2 separate regions of the Homo sapiens genome follow, and region 2 is linked to region 1. Evidence: read pairs that join two places in POLR2A ChIA-PET (ENCODE). Cell type or tissue: OCI-LY7. All regions are shown on one strand. Links, peaks and the distances in the headings refer to the core of each region. The heading gives the core; the rest is flanking DNA. Region 1 has its middle 57 kb from the start of PTGIS. Region 2 overlaps PTGIS (prostaglandin I2 synthase).

The links. Peaks named below come from ENCODE experiments on the same cell type or tissue, not always from the same donor. Only the 100,000 strongest peaks of a DNase experiment are listed, where the experiment ranks them.
Region 2: POLR2A ChIA-PET joins it to region 1 with 7 read pairs; 3 of 35 experiments call an interaction of 5 or more read pairs at or near these places.

The regions. Positions count from the first base shown.
Region 1 is chr20:49,622,396-49,627,770 of GRCh38, forward strand. No RefSeq gene overlaps it. Among named protein-coding and RNA genes, the nearest start is that of PTGIS, 57 kb to the left of the region's middle. RefSeq lists an enhancer at 4,828-4,897. In OCI-LY7, for the core only: no CTCF peak of the experiment used is centred there; DNase peaks (open chromatin) are centred at 2,146 and 3,406; H3K4me3 peaks cover 2,112 bases; H3K27ac peaks cover 3,308 bases.
Region 2 is chr20:49,512,977-49,518,351 of GRCh38, forward strand. PTGIS (prostaglandin I2 synthase) reads right to left here. Exons shown (of 10, transcript NM_000961.4): 7 at 1,251-1,419; 8 at 104-285. Among named protein-coding and RNA genes, the nearest start is that of KCNB1, 33 kb to the left of the region's middle. In OCI-LY7, for the core only: no CTCF peak of the experiment used is centred there; no DNase peak of the experiment used is centred there.

The DNA of each region.
Region 1 (5,375 bases), core at 91-5,090:
GTCTCACACACTTTGGTATGAACAGTGTCTGCTTTTTAAGACTCTAGATAAGTTTCCATGTTGGTTCTGATTTTCCTCTGATTCAGGGGCCATTTAGAAATAATAGCTATTTTTCAAGAAGTTAAAATTTTGAGGTTGCTTTTGATAATTTATTCTGAATTTTATTGGATTATGAAATGAGAATGTGGCTTGGAAACATCTCTACTTTGCAACTTCACTTTGCCATTTACAAACTCTCACTAGACCAGAGTTTCCTTGCTGAGCATGTTTCCTCATCTGTAAAGCGAGCACAATAAACAGTGGCTACAGATTTATGCCAGGTGTGGTGGCTCATGCCTGTAATCCCAGCACTTTGGGAGGCCAAGGCAGGTGGATCACTTGAGATCAGGATTTCGAGACCAGCTTGGCCAACGTGGTGAAACCTCATCTCTAGTAAAAATGCAAAAATTAGCCAGGCATGGTGGTGCACACCTGTAATCCCAGCTACTCAGGAGGCTGAAGCAGGAGACTCACTTGAACCTGGGAGGCAGAGGTTGCAGTGAGGTGAGATAGCACCATTGTACTCCAGCCTGGGCAACAGAGCGAGACTCCGTCTCAAAAAGGAAAAAAAAAAAAGAGTTTCTATGGCCACCTGGGATAGGAGGCTTTTCTTGAAGCCACTTTACCCTAATAAACCCATTGTCTTTACTTATGTTGTATTTATATCTGCAGCGGCCTTGATGCTGTCACTGACCACTGGGACACCCCAGGCCTGACAGGCAGCTCCTGACACCAACTCAAATGCTAGTTCCGCCGGGTGCAGTGGCTCACGCCTGTAATCCCAGCACTTTGGGAGGCCAAGGCAGGCAGATCACCTGCGGTCAGGAGTTCAAAACCCCATCTCTACTAAAAGTACAAAAATCAGCCAGGTGTGGTGGTGTGCACCTTTAATCCCAGCTATTCGGAAGGCTGAGGCAGGAGAATCACTTGAATCTGGGAGGCAGAGGTGGCAGTGAGCCAAGATTGCACCACTGCACTCCAGCCTGGATGACAGAGCAAGACTTCATCTCAAAAAAAAAAAAAATTATTTTGCTGAGAGAAATCTGGACTATACATTCCAGCTGTGACCAACTTATGACACTGCAGCTATATTTTTATTAGTCAGTGGATCTAAAACCAAAAAGTGTGAAAAAAGAAAAATTTCTCAATGATAGGCAAACAAATCTTAATATGTGGTTTATTACTTTGTATTTGGTTCCACTGATTATTCTGTCAACAGGAATGTTAGTGGCCTTGCCACCAGCAAGGTTGGCAATCTTGGCTCCCAGTTACTTCTCTTGTAGGTCGGTCTTAAGAACAAGGCTTTGGCCAGGCGCAGTGGCTCACGCCTGTAATCCCAGCACTTCGAGAGGTCGAGGTGGGTGAATCATGTGGTCAGAAGTTCGAGACCAGCCTAGCCAACATGGTGAAACCCTGTCTCTACTAAAAAAAAAATACAAAAATTAGCCAGGCATGGTGGTGCGCGCTTGTAATCCCAGCTACTCAGGAGGCTGAGGCAGGAGAATCGCTTGAACCTGGAAGGTGGAGGTTGCAGTGAGCCGAGATCGCGCCATTGCACTCCAGTCCGGGTGACAGAGCGAGACTCTGTCTCAAAAAAAAAAAAAAAAAAAAAAAAAGAAAAAGAAAAGAAAGAAAGAAAAAGGCGTTAAGGCTTTAGGATTGGATGTGGTGGCTCATGCCTGTAATCTCAGCACTTTGGGAGACTGAGGCAAGGGGCTCACTTGAGGTCAGGAGTTCAAGACCAGCCTGGGCAACATAGGGAGACCTCGTCTCTACAAATAACTTAAAAATTAGCCAGGTGTGATGGCGCATGCCTGTAGTCCCAGCTACTCGGGAGGCTGAAGTAGGAGGATCACTTGAGACCAGGAAATTGAGCCTGCAGTGAGCCGAGATCGCGACACTGTACTCCAGCCTGGGCAACAGAGCAAGAGTTTGTCTCATTAAAAACAAAACAAAACAAACAAACAAAAAAAAACAGACAACAAAAATAGCAAGAGTACTTTAGATTTATAGACGGTGCTTTGCAGTGAAGCTGCCATGATGAAAGCTTCCATTGACCGACCACCTGTCGTGTGTGAAGCATTGTTCTTGGTAACTCACATATGTTGCTGCATTTCCTCTTCACAATAACTTCATGTGGAAAGTTTTACCACCTCCCTTCTCCAAATGAGAAAACAGTATAAGAGAAATGTGACTTTACCAAGAGCACCCAGCTTCTGAGTGGGTTCAGCCTGGGGGTGTCTGGCTCTTCCTACATCTGGAATCTTCAGATTGAGAAGGTTCATTGTCATTTACTCAGCAAATATTTGAGCATCTGCCCCTTGCCTTCTGTCCTGCAGTATGCCGAATTCTGGACTAGGTGCTGGAGATGGAACAGGGAGCAAAACAGCGTCCTTTGTCCCCTGTCCCAGTTGGGAAGAAAGACAAAGAAAAGACAAACAAAACAAAACAAGACGAAAACAGCACTTCACAGTATATATGATGTTAGAGAGGGACGGGGCAGCTAAGATTCTCAACAGTTCATTTCAGTACTAAACTGTTTTACTTCTATTCTGTTTCTTTTCTTTTTTCTTTTTTTCTTTTTTTGAGATGGAGTCTCACTCTGTTGCTCAGGATGGAGTGCAGTGTCGCGATCTCAGCTCACTGCAACCTCCACCTCTCGGGTTCAAGCGATTCTCCTGCCTCAGCCTCCTGAGTAGCTGGGGTTAGAGGTGCCCGCCACCACACCTAGCTAATTTTTGTGTTTTTAGTAAAGACGGGATTTCACCATGTTGGCCAGGCTGGTCTCGACCTCCCAACCTCAGGTGATCCTCTGCCTCAGTCTCCCAAAGTGCTGGGATTACGTGCATGACCCTCTGCACCCAGACTCTATTCTATTTCTGTCATCAGGCGGATTGACAGACACAAAAATGTAGTGTCTCTATTGCCCTAGATCTCTTTAGCCATGTCCGAGGACCAAGGAATGTAAAATTTATTTGTTTTTGAGACAGGGTGTCACTCTGTTGCCTAGGCTAGAGTGCAGTGGTGGATCCTCCCACCTCAGCCTCCCGAATAGTTGGAAGTACAAACGTAACACCATCATGCCCAGCTAATTTTATATATATATATTTGTAGAGACAGGGCCTTGCCATGTTGCCCAAGTTGGTCTTGAACTCCTGGCTTCAAGCGATCCTCCCACCTCGGAATCTCAAAGTGCTGGGATTACAGGCGTGAGCCACCGTGCCGCCCAGCCCAGGGTTCTGTTGTAATGAGCGCGTCCTTCTTGTGGTGTGTCCTTTCTTCACTTGCAGTCTTCACTCACAGCCCTGCCATTTCTTGTTCCTGTGTAATCTGTCACTTTGTGGCACTTCCTTTTCCTCTGTGTTGACAGAGCCTGGCTTGTTTAGCCACTCTTGTGTCCTCAGGGGGTTTGATTTCCTTCCATGTTATTGCTATTATGTGTTACATAGCGATGAACTAGCCAGGACACATTGTTATTTTTCCCCTGGTTTGCCTCCCTGTTCGTAATCCTCCGTCACCGTTCACATTTCTATTGATTTTCAGCCAAACTCGGGGGTTGGCAAATTACGGCCACCCACCTGTTTTTGTAAATAAAGTTTTATTGGAATGCAGCCAAGCCTGTTTGTTTACATATTGTCTGGGGCTGCTTGAGCTATGAGGGCAGAATTGAGAAGTTGAATAGCTGAGTGACAGAGACTGCATACAGCCCCTGTGACGGTGGAAAAAACAACTGTTTTTCCTCTGCTCTCACACTACAGCAATCAACACTAAAGACTTTTTTTTTGAGACATAGTCTCACTCTATCACCCAGGCTGGAGTGCAGTGGCACAATCTCAGCTCACTGCAACCTCCGCCTCCGGGTTCAAGTGATTCTCCCACCTCAGCCGCCAGAGTAGCTGGGATTACAGGCACCCACCACCACGCCTGGCTAATTTTTGTATTTTCAGTCAATATGGGTTTTCACCATGTTGGCCAGGCTGGTCTCGAACTCCTGATCTCAGGTGATCTGCCCACCTCAGCCTCCCAAAGTGCTGGGATTATAGGTGTGAGCCAGTGCACCTGGCCACAGAACATCTCCATGACCAAATGTGTGTCTGTTTTTCCCCAAGCACCAAGCAGTGGACACCAGCGGGGCATCCCCCAATTCCACTCCGATGCTGTCTACCTGAAGATAGCCTCGGGTCACACAGGTTGAGGGCTCAGTCCCCAAGACTGTCCCCTCCTTCCCACCAGTCACAAGTCCAGGCTTCCAGAACTTCTGACCGATCAGCTCCAAACCCGCTCTTTGGGTTTAATTTATTTGCTAAAGCAGCTCACAGAACTCAGGCAAACTTACTTTTACGTCTACTGGTTTATGACAAAGGTTCTTTTAAAGGACGCAGTTAAACAGCCAGATGAGACACACACAGTGAGGTCTGGAAGGGTCCTGAGCCTGTCCCCATGCCACCCTCCCAGCACGTGGATGAGTTCTTGTTCACCTTCTTACAAACCTCCGTGTGTTCAGCTATCTGGAAGCTCTCTGAGCCCTGTCCTCTTGGCTTTTTTTTTTTTTTTTTTTTTTGAGACAGGGTCTTGCTCTGTCACCCAGGCTGGAGTGCAGTGGTGCGATCTCGGCTCACTGCAACCTCTGCCTCAAGGGTTCAAGCGATTCTCCTGCCTCAGCCTCCTGAGTGAGCTGAGATTACAGGCATGTGCCACCACGTACAGCTAATGTTTGTATTTTTAGTAGAGAAGGGGTTTCCCCATGTTGGTCAGGCTGGTCTCGAACTCCTGACCTCAAATGATCCACCTGCTTCAGCCTCCCAAAGTGCTGTCTCTCCATCTGACTGCAAGGAAATGAAGTTGCAGGGAAGTGAAGTGACTTCCCCAGGCCATGGAGTTGTTGGCTGTAGAAGTGCAACCAGCAGATCATCTCTCCTGGGCCCTGCTCTTCCTAGAATTCACAGTGGAAGATGTATACCCTACTCCCACCTATTCCTTACCTCCGAGCCTCCCTACACAGCAGAGACCTCTCTCCTACATGACTGCCACCCACCATTGTCCTAGAAATAAGTCAAACAGTGGCATTTGTCAGTCCCACATCTAGTCGTAGCAGGGTGCTGTGTGGGGCGGGCGTGGTGGCAGAGAAAAGGTGTGTCTTGGAGCAGTGAGAAAAGTACTCAGGGCTGTGCTTCCTCAAGGAGTCTCATGGCATGTAGCCTGCCTGGAAAGTTTTCTGCCAGCATCTAGCAGGTTGCATTTCACAAGCGGCATAAATCCTCCTTAACCGTTTGCCCTTACAGCTAGTTTGCATGTGATGGTAAATCTGAATTGTTACTCAGTGACTGTATTTATTA
Region 2 (5,375 bases), core at 99-5,098, 110 kb before region 1:
CAAACAAAGAGCAGAGCCAGGCTGCCACTCAGATCTGGCTCATCCCAAAGTCACTGATTGTTCTCCCACAGACCCCATATGACCAGGCGCCCCTGCCATTTACCTCTGGGTCTGTGTAGATTTCTGGGTCTCTCTGGGGGCTCAGGAAGGGGAAGAGGAGGAGGCGGTCACCACGTCGCAGGTTGAATTCTCGCCCGTCTGCCATGGGCATGGCCAGGTCCACCACAACCTCGCGGGTGATGAAGGGGGCAGCTGTAAGCCTGAGGCTCTCACTCAGCACGCTATCTGCATGGGGCAGGTGCAAGGAAGAGTCAGCGGGCTATCCCTTCACCTGCTCATATGCCAACCCCAGCTCTTATTTTACAGAGGAAGATGAAGAGGCTCAGAGAGGGTGCCTGCCTCGCCCACACAGTCACATAGCAAGGTGAAAAAGGACACACGATGACATGTGGTCTCTGTGGTCCCTCAGAGACGTTTGAACATGAGGGTATCCAGGTCTGACCCCAAGAGAAGTTGTGAGGGAAGGTGGGAGCTAGGGAGATATCAGAAGGCTGGGGAGAGAGTAGGGCCATCAATCTCTGTTCCTGTCTGCCCGGCATATATTTCTCTTCTGGAAACGGGCCCCTGATTTTCCTCTAGGGTCCACCCCTCTCTCATTCTCAGGGGTTAGACTGCTGCTTCTATGCTCAACTCCTGGGATGGGGCTGTGACTGGCCAATCAGAGCATCCCTCTGAGCCCTGTGATTGGTTCAGGATGGACACATGACCCAAAGAAAGCCAATGAGACACAGTCTTGGGACTCTTGGTGGGAACACTGTAAGAGATTCAGAGTCTCACAGAGCCAGGAGGAAGTCAGCCTTGAGCTGCCAACAGCTACTGCCAGCCTGAGACTGGAGCCAACCCAGTGGGAAACAGGGCTGAGAGGTGGAGAGGAACTGAGTAGTCCTGACGACATTGTTAAAGTGCATGGATCCACCTGTGCCTGAAGCCAATCCTCTGGGCTTTTTAGTGACATGTCTCAAAGTACCTTTTCACCTTAGTCAATTGAAGTTAGGTTTTCTGTCACTTGACCCCTAGCTGAGGCTGGAGTATGGAGATGCCAGGTGTGTGAAGATAGGAGGCTTAGGGAGACCCTAGGTCGGAGGACACACTGATGGACCCTGGAAGACAGGAGTCCATGTTGGGGAGGGCTTTGGGGGTCCATGATGACGCAGTCTTAGGGGCTATCTTGGAGGGTCTGACGATCTCACCAAGCACAGGTGTGCTGTCTAGAACCTTCTGTGGGAGAGTGGTCGTCTGCGAGACAGGCTGCTCCGCTTGCCAAAGGATACTCTCGAGCTCTCCGCGGACAGCAGCCAGGGCTTCAGGATTCTTGAGAAGGAAGAGCAGGAGCCAGAAGGCAGCGGGACCCATATTCCCCTGCAAGGAGAAGGGCCCCTGTTATGCCATTATGAGGGCAGAGCTGACTCGTCTCTGCCAGGGACACAGCTCGGGCCAAGACAGAGGGGCCAGTAGGCCTGGGTTCCCACTGCTGCCAAACACCCAGGCATGACCAGTGTCTATCTCCAGCCTCAGGACATGGCCAAAACTGCCCTGTGGCCCAAAATACCTACTTCAAGGCCACTCGTGGCATCCCTGACTGTGTGCAAAGTCACTAATCCTAGGTCACACAGGTAATCTTCATAGCTAATCAGCAAAACAGTGTCAGTAATAGGAACAGGGTATATCAGTTAAGACTGTTCACATCTGAGAATGATCACATTGTTGGCCCCAATTCTTCCCCAATCGCAGAATCCACGCTCCTTACCATGTGAATTTGCTGTTCCTCCTATTCAAGAGCCAGAGCGTATTTCCCCTGCCCTTTGAATTTATGCTCAGCCGTGGACTTGCTTTGGCCAATAGATTGAGGTGGAATTGAAGGAACAGCCACTCTACGCCTAAGCCGCGAGAGACTTTGTGTTTCCACTTGCTCGGCAAGCCCACTGATCCCAAGAGGAGGATGAGAGACTCATGGACAGAGCTGAGCTGCCCCAATGAGCCAGACCCACAGACCCGTGAGTTAAATAAATGCTGATGGGTGTATGCCGCTGATGAGTTGTTATGGATGTTTGTTATGCAACAATAGCTAACTGGTGTGATATCTAAAGATTTGCTTCCAAATATAATCATTCTTGATGTAGTTTGGGAAGCAAAAAGTTCCCTATATGCTTTGTATCTTCAAATTCTATCAGTCACTTGAAGAATAAATGTGTGTGTGTTGTGTACGTATAAAACAAAGCCGCAATCATCATTGATGACTGAAAGCTATGAATAAAAATTATTTAAACTTCCCAATAGATAAACACTTAGGAAAACGAGTGGAATTTCTTGCTTCAAGGCTTCAGTCTTAGCTGAACATTTTCATACACATTTTAGCCTCAGCTCTTTGGTATGTGGCTAAAATGTGTATATGGCACCCTTTAGTGATCCAGATATGGGAAGAATACCAACTAATCTCAATTTGGGGGAAGGTTTTTGTCTGCCGTGACTATTCTATTCAATCATAATAATGGAATATTAAATCATCATTAAATATCATGTTTACCCACTAATTTCATTACAGACATAATTACACATGGGCAAAAGGACATATGCACAAAGATAATTATTGCAGTGCTCATGTAATAGAAAAATGCTGGAAACAATCTCATGTCTATCAATAAGAGATCAATGAGATCAATGAAGATCCATCCATTGGATGATGTGATGCAGGAAGTCATTAAAAAGAAGCTGGCTCTGTGTGTACCGATGTGGGACTGTAGCCAAGACACACAGAAGCATGCAAACGCAAGGTGCAGGGTGGTGGCTCAGCATGCTGCCATTTGTGTGTTTGTTTAAAGAGAAATATACATGAAGAAGTACAGACCATCTCTTTTTTTTTTTGAGACAGGGTCTTGCTCTGTCACCCAGGGTGGAATGCAGTGGCACAATCATAGCTCACTGCAGCCTCGACCTCCTAGGCTCAAGTGATCCTTCTGCCTTAGCCTCCCAAGGAGCTGGGGCCACAGGCATGTGCTACCCAGCTAGGTTTTTTTTTTTTTTTTGGTAGAGATGGAGGTCTCCCTATGTTTCCCAGGCTGATCTCAAACTCCTGGCCTCGAGCAGTCCTCCTGCCACAGCCTCCCAAAGAAGCACAGACCATCTCTAAGAGACACCAGAAACGGGTAACTGAGGTTACCTTGGGACAGAAGCTGGGAAGACAAGAGGATAAGGAGGAAGGAGGCTGACTTTCCTTGCAAATACCTTTTAAACTGTTCAAAATTTTTTAATGGACACACTAATTTTAAGTGAAACAGAAGCCACCCAGGCTGGAGTGCAATGGCACGATCGTGGCTCACTGCAACCTCCACCTCCTGGGCTCAAGTGATCCTCCTACTTCAGCCTCCCAAGTAGCTGATACAAGCATGCACCACCATGCCCGGCTAATCTTTCTATTTTTTGTAAAGATGAGGTCTCACTATGTTTCCCAGGCTGTATCCAAATCATTTCTACAGTGATGTACAATGTCATGAGAGATGCTCATGTTACAATATTAAACCAAATAGAAGGTTAGATTAAAACAGCTGCATGATCTTAACCACAGAAGAAAAACCTATGGGGAAAGGCTGGAAAGAAATGCACCATAGCATTAGTGATGGTGAGATAGATTTTGCCTTCCTCTTTAGTGCCCGTGAGGCCAGGAGGAACCACACTCCTCTGCTCAATACTTCCATCACGCAGGTGCCATTATTAGGCCTTTTACTGAAAAGGAAAACGAAGTACTCCCCGGTCACTACCCACTGCCCAGCATATAGTGGAGGCTCACTGATATTTGTCAAATAAACATCTGCATCCCTTTGGATTAGAGGTGGAGCTCCAAGACAGCCTGGGAGGTGGGCTAGAAGATCCCTGGACTGAGACCAGGTAGAGGTGGGTTCAAATCCCAGCTCCCCACTTTCTGTGACTGTGGACAAGTCACGTCCCCCTTTGGGTCTCAACACTGGGGGTAACATTGCCACCTCCTGGGTGGACGCAAGGGTCCAGTGAGGCTGAATGCAAGCAATCCCACACGTGCTGCGCCCATAGTAGGTGCTCAGAAGTGGTTACTCCTCCCCCACTGGCCCCTCCCCTGGATTTGAAAACAAGTCGGGGGGGCCTCCGGCCCTTTCTGAGAGTTCCACCAGCACCTCAGGTCCAGCTGACACAGCAAGGTCACCTGCTGTCCATCACTTAAATAGCCAGGCAAATGCGGATGATAAATAATTCAACACCAGCTTAGCTCAGCGCCAAGGCCATTTTATCTGGCCCAGATGGTTAGATGGGGGCCACCGCTCATTAATTACCAAGCAGGAGTGGAACACATGGGCGCTTGGCTATCTCTGCCTGCAGGAAAAAGCTGTGGCAAGTTAGGGAGGTGACCAAGACCGCCTTTTACCCAACTGCACAGATGTGAGTGTGAGTGTGTGTGTGTGTGTGTGTGTGTGCACACACAACCATAAGAGATCCTGAATTTGCCACCCTGGAATTTGAGCTTTCACCCACGGAGCCTTGCCTCCGTTTACTCAGGAAGACACTTCTTGTTTGTCTTCATTCCCTCCTACTGCAGCCAAAGGCCATGACCCAAAAGCAGTGCCACCCCTGTTCTAGCTTTCCTGTGAATGGCAGTGGCTGACCTCTGGGAGGCACTGACTGCGGGCCAGACCACACCCTTGGTGATTCACATGCTCCTTCTTGTTGCCTCCTGACAACATGGCCCATCAGTGGAAGTGGGGGACTTCCGCTGCCCGCTCCTGCCTGCATCCGCTTCCTTGTCGTTGGTAACAGCACCCCACTTTCCTTCAAAGAACCACCTCCTCTTAAGTCTAAGTCCATGTGGGCCATCCAGGACTGACCCATCCTTCCAGACTTCAAGTGTGGGCATGGGACCCAGGCGGAGGCACTGAGTGATCCACGCAGAGTGGGGCATATGACGTGGGCTGGGCCAGTGAGTATCAGTCTTGGGAGCTGTGCTAGAATTTAGGGGAAGGGAAGCCCTCCTCCATGGGATTGCTAAATTGCCTAGAGCTACTGGAGGCCATTGTAGTCATCCCCCAGGGGGAGACCCTCTGAGGATGTAGCCTGGCAGAAGAAGGGAGACCTGAGGGATGGGGGTCACAGATTGTGTTTCTTTTAATTTTTATGATTTAGAAGATTCCAACGGAATAAAAGAATATCCCGAGTGTGATGATGTGTTAGTGTAGGTCATAAATTGTAACAAATGTGCCACTCTGCTGAGGGACACCAGCGATGGAGAGGCGAGGCATTGGGAGAAGGGGGCTAAGGGAGATCCCTGCACCTTTCCTTCAATTTTGTTGTGA